Linked DNA regions of Homo sapiens: region 2 is linked to region 1. The links are chromatin contacts, found by Hi-C in ENCODE. All regions are on one chromosome and are shown on one strand. Each heading gives the region's core, a stretch centred on a gene start or an enhancer-like site at or near the end of the contact. The rest is flanking DNA. Distances are from core to core; before and after follow the strand shown.

The links. A loop is a pair of places that touch in the nucleus more often than their neighbours do. Pooled maps may share reads with other maps.
Region 2: a map of naive thymus-derived CD4-positive, alpha-beta T cell shows a loop between it and region 1 (12-fold over the local background). The contact joins the promoter of ATP13A2 here to the promoter of DNAJC16 in region 1. A Hi-C loop is called at or near these places in 1 of 168 maps with a recorded cell type or tissue (naive thymus-derived CD4-positive, alpha-beta T cell), 1 of 37 single-sample maps with no recorded cell type and 6 of 50 pooled maps.

The regions. Positions count from the first base shown.
Region 1 is chr1:15,525,546-15,528,247 of GRCh38, reverse strand. It overlaps DNAJC16 (DnaJ heat shock protein family (Hsp40) member C16), which reads right to left and starts at 1,400. Exons shown (of 15, transcript NM_015291.4): 1 at 1,290-1,400. RefSeq lists silencers at 936-1,035, 960-1,254, 1,376-1,515 and enhancers at 1,626-1,725, 1,241-1,744.
Region 2 is chr1:17,010,674-17,013,588 of GRCh38, reverse strand. It overlaps ATP13A2 (ATPase cation transporting 13A2), which reads left to right and starts at 1,661. Exons shown (of 29, transcript NM_022089.4): 1 at 1,661-1,860. The coding sequence starts at 1,851. RefSeq lists a silencer at 1,497-2,026 and an enhancer at 2,517-2,566.

The DNA of each region.
Region 1 (2,702 bases), core at 151-2,650:
TTGGCCAGGCTGGTTTTGAACTCCTGACCTCAGGTGATCCACCCGCCTCGGCCTCCCAAAGTGTTGGGATTACAGGCGTGAGCCATCGCGCCGGCCAATATGGTCATTATTAATGGAAACCTCAGATGAGAAAAAGCGGCAAGAAAAAATTTAGTTTTACATGTGAAGAAGAATTAACGGCAAAGACCAAATAGCAGGCGTGGTCTTTAAAAGTTTCAAGCTCCATCTCTGGTGAGTACAGTGACTTAATTCATTGTGAATTTTGGAAATAATCCTGGCTGGTTAATGAACAGGGTAGTGCTGGAACTGCAGATATTTATACTCCACAATTATGATTGCTGTTATACCCTACAATGTTTTTTTTCAAGGAACACATTTATCTTGATTTCTCACAAGTTAATACAGTTTTAAGGTTCAAGTGTCTTCTGTGACACCTTACTGAAGAAGGGCAAAGCTATAACAGTGGTGGATTTCCGTAAGTGCAAGTTTAATGCCGCCTGGGAGTCCTCACAAAATTGACTAATCTGATGACCAACGTTTAAAATTGCATACGTGCTGAATAAAATCCTAAAACAAACCAGTTTCTTCTTTGTTAAGGCAACCTATTATATCCTAGAAAACACGTGAAGGCAATGTAGCTACTGGTTAAGCATATGGGTTGAAGACTAGGATCTATTCTCCACTACTTTATTACCTTGGGCAAATTATTTAAACTTACTAAGCATCAGCGTCCTTATTCATAAAATGGGAATGAATACTACCACCTTGAAGGATCATCATGTGGGGACTAAATGCATGTAAAGGGTTTACTGAGCCCAGAGTCAACAGTCAACAAATGGTCGTTAGTGCTATTATTTCTACCATGCAGTACGATCGCTGCCTTATTTAACCATGTCAGTTCCTTCCAGCTAGAGGGCCGAAGTGGCGGTGGTCTGGGAAGTTCTTTAGCTGACATGCGAGATAGACGGCGCCGACCTCGGAGCAGCAAACACCTGCCCAACAGGTAGGCTGCCAGCTCTCTGGGCAGCATATCCAGGACCAGGAAGAAGCTCCCAGAGACAAGCTCCAGGTCTAAGCCCCGCCTCGCGCTCCTGCCGGAGGTCGCAACCCTGCAGGAGACAGCCCCCTCCCCCGCCGCCCTCCGAGAGCCCAGGGCCCGGCCCTGTTGGCTCCCGGCTCCCCCCGGGGCCAGCAGTGACTGGAAACGAGAAGGAACTGAGGGGAAATCCCTGAGTCGGCCTGGCCCCGCCGCGTCCGCGGTTCCGCGCGTCACGCCGGGAAGGAGTTACCGGGAAAGTACACCGGCCCAACCGGCTGCAGCTCCGTGCTCCAGTTAGTTCGCCGGGCCGGGAGCTTCCCGTCCACACCAGCGCTCGCCTGGGCCTGGGGAGGGGAAAGAGGAGGGGACAAGCCCGAGGGGAGTCACGTGACGCTTAAAGGTCTATCGCACTGAAGGCGAGGACCGAACAGGTCGAGGGCGTCTACTGGGCGAATCTATTTTGACCCTTGCCACTCGCCGTCTAGGCGTGGACCTGGGGTGGTTGCTATAGAAACGAGGCGCGCTCTTTGGTTGCAGCCAAAAGGCTGATCGTGACCAAAGAGGCCAAAACGTGCCTCCTAGCGAGGCGAAGTCGCTATGCATGATGGGATACCAGAAGGACCTCCTCGATCCAGGAAGGTGTTTCCGCTCCTACCGGGAGATGGCCCTCGTCTAGCAACAGTTGCTAGGATGGGGACGCACTCTCTGGTCCCTATTCTCTTTAACCCTATTCGTAGAACCTTAGAGCGTCAGATTGGAAGTGACCTTAGGGATTCTTTAACTCTCCAACTCCTGCAATATTGATAGGGAGACCGAGGTCCAGAGAGGGGCAGAGATTTGCCCAAGGCCTAGAATCCAGCATTCCTTTTATTTTTGTTTACTTATCTTTTTTTTTTTTGAGAGAATCCAGGACTTTTAATCCCGTTTACCGAAAACCGAGCTCCACCCAAGAATGTACCAGTCTGTGCCTTAAGCACGGGGAAAGGGCGGTGGGGGTGGAGAGAGGGATAAGGCACAGGTAAGTGAAGGAAACTTTCTTTGAGCCAATGAGATAGATCCCTTGCGGATATAAAGAGCTTTCATATCTCCCTGTCTTGTTTTTATTTTTTTCTCTTTGCATTTATCACTATCTAACATAGTATGTCTTATTTATTGATATAGTTTATCACCTGATCCTTCCACTGGAATGTAAACTCTAAAAGCAGGGATTTTGTTTTGTTCACCTTCATGTTCTTAGTGTTTGACTACAGGCTCAATAAATATTCGTAGAAGTGAACGAATGGGGCTGAGGTTTTGGTGCTCAAGAGATTATATTCTAAGGTGGATTCTTAAGAGTGTGGCTTACAGAGTCAGGTTCGGGTTTCAATCCTGCCTGCCTCGGCCACTTAGTACCCAAGTGACCTTAAACATTCGTTTCCCTGAACCCTAGGGTCTACATCTGTAAAACCGGCGGGGGGTGGGAATACTTTCCTGGCAGGATTGTAGTTAAGGATAAGTGAAATAAGCATGAAAAGTGGCTAGCACGATGCCTGGGACTTAGCAAATGCTCAGTAAACAGAAACGATTATTTTTGAAATGTGAAAATGAACCGTTCAGAACGATGGGAGTTTACAGGACTAGATTTCTGCCGTTTTTTTTTTTTTCTGTGTGGGAGGTGTTAGGG
Region 2 (2,915 bases), core at 412-2,911, 1.5 Mb before region 1:
TTAAAGCTCACACAGCTAGAAAGCAACTCATGCATCCATGTCTTTCTGATGCCAGAACCCAGCCCCTTGCCACTGTACCATACTGCCTCTTGCCAAGGCCACCTGGGCTAGCCATTTCCAAACCCAGCCTTCCTGCTGCCCTGGAGGCTGGGTTCCTGCCAGAAATTGAGCTAAGCCCTGGGGGAGGACATGGGAGTTCTGAAAAGTTAAGCAGCCTGCCTCCCCTGGAAGTGTCACCGGAAGATGAAAGAACTCTTGTCACCTGACCCAAGGAAGCCAGTCCCATGGCCCAGGTGGTCAACAGGAATGACCCGCAACTGGTTGGCTCGGGCAGCCTGCCCCAGCTGAGTAAATGGCTCCACTGGCACCCAGCTGCTCAGGCCAAAACCCTGGGGAGCATCTTGAATTCCACACATTCCTGCACCCCCACATCCTATCCACCAGCAAGTCCTGCCAACGTGTGTTCCTGTACCAAATGTTCACTGGGATCTTGCTATGAATCAGGTGCTGCTTTCCCTCCTGGGGTCTATCCCCTACCCACACCCTCACCACCATCACAGCTGTGTCTCCTTCCAGCCCCTTCCACAATAGGGATCGTTGGAGTTTTCCTTTCCTTGACTAGGGCTACTTCCCAGTAGACAGCAGTCTCCGCAGGGACAGGGGCATCTCTGTTTTGTTCACTCTCACGTTCCTGGCTCCCACAGTGGTGCTGGCACTCCATAAATTCATACTGGACAAATGACCAGTGATCCTGCCCACGTCTATCCTTGGCCCTAACGTGAACCTTCCCTTGTTTGCCCTAGGATCTCACAGATCCACTCTCCCCTTTGGAGCTCCTCTGTCCAGAGGTCCTGGAGACAGGGAACACTATGCCTGTGCCGGTCACTATGGGGTAGCAGGATAAATGCTGCACGCAGGTAAGACATCTCTGGTGCCTTTCAGGGGTCTTCATGAATCCCCCCAGTGCAGGTGTGTCTGCAGGTCACGCTGTGAGGCTTCTCTTTCTCTGGCATTTCAAGGCCTCCAGTGCATCATGGCAGACTCTCCCTGGGTCTCTGTGGGCCCACATCTGACCCTGTGAATCTCTGGGCAGGTGTGTCTTCCTTCTTTGCATTCATCAAGCAGCGCCAGGCACTGTCTCAAGTGCTTGATACGCATTTTCTTTTTTTTTTTTTTTTGAGACAGAGTTTCGCTCTTTTTGCCCATGCTGGAGTGCAATGGCATGATCCCGGCTCACAGCAACCTCCGCCTCCTGGGTTCAAGCGATTCTCCTGGCTTAGTCTCCGAGTAGCTGGGATTACAGGCATGCGCCACCACGCCCAGTTGACAAGCATTTTCTTGTGTGATCCTCGCAGCAGTTCTCTGTGAAGCAGGCATTGCTATCCTACAGGTTGGGAAAAGAGGGCCAGAGAGGATCAGTGACTTGCTCACGGTCGCGCGGCCTGGAAGACATGGAGAGCTGGACCAGCACGCACAGTCCCTAACCACTGGGACGTGCTGGCGGGGGCTACCTCCGTGAGGTGTGTGTCTCCGGTCGCCCCGCCCCCGGTGTGTGCGGAGGAGCAGGCGGGGACTACAAGTCCCGGCAGCCCCGGCGCGGGCGCTGCGAGGGCCGCAGAGGGCCGGGCGGGGCTTGCGGCGCGCACGGAGGGACTGCGGCAGTGTCGGAGCCGCGCCGAGCCTGGTGGCCCAGGTGCCCCGCCCGCGTCAGCCCTGCTCCAGCCCCGCGCTAGCCCAGCGCCCCTCGCCCCGGGCCGTCCGGACCGCGCCCCCGCCCAGGGCCTTGCGCACGCCGGGGCCCAGGCCGAGGGCCGCAGCGCCGGGGCCGGCGATGAGCGCGAGGAGCCGGCATGAGCGCAGGTGAGTGCGGAGTCCGGGTCGGCCCCGAGCCCGGCGCGGTCCCCGGCCCGCCAGTTGTCGTCACCCCTTGGAGGGAGAGGGGAGGCGACGCCCCCCACCGCGGGGTCGCGAGCCCAGGAAGCGGGACCTGGTTGGGGATCCTGGCCCGTCCCCTCCCTTTTGACGGGGACTCGGCCCCGGTTTCTTCCCAGAGACGCCGGGGCTGGGGATGGCGCCGCCGCTCGCAGCCGGTCCCTCCCCTCCCCTGCACCCCTCAGCCGCGGGATTGGAAGCCGGGCGCTTGTGCAAGAGGGTCCTGGGGCCGTGCGGGGACGGGGAGGCCACCCCACGCCCACTTAATCGGATCCCACCCCGAGTGACGGATGTCCAGGTGGGGGAGACGGCTGCATCCTCGGGCCTCTGGGCAACCCCTCTGGGCTGAATGAATGAATGAATGGCGTTGGGGGAGTCGGGACTCCATTTCCTGGGTAGATGTCCTGGGCCACAGCGCCACTCCTGACCTCCTGCCTCAGACCCCAGAGAAAACCCGTCACACCCAGGGCCAAGGGCCACACCCTCCATGCAACCCATCCCTGGCCAGATGTCCTACGCCCACTCCTCCAGGGTCTAATTTAAATCCCACCTGCCGGGAATGGGGCCAGTCCTCCTCCCCTATCCAGAAAGGTCTCATCTCAGTGTCTGTCACTCAGCCCCCAGCCCCACAGCCTAGAGTGCACCCCCCGGCGAGGGAGGGGAAGGAATGAGGAAAGACAGCCCCTAGAATCCAGATCCAAAGATGGGAAGATGGTTCACACACACTCCCGCCTCAGCCTGGCAGAAGACAGGAGCTCCCCGCCGCCGGGAACCACAGCCAGGGAGGAGGCAGCCGCCCTGGGCCGCTGCCAGGTCACCAGCAGGAAGCCAAGGCTTCCGCAGGAAATAAGAGGTCCCAAATGGCTCTAGCCCCTCTGATCCACAGTGCTGGTGACACTGCCCCGAGCTGTGACCTCAGACGAGGTTCAAGTCCAGTCTTGGCCCCTCATAGCTGTGTGACTTTGTGCTTGTCAATCTACTCC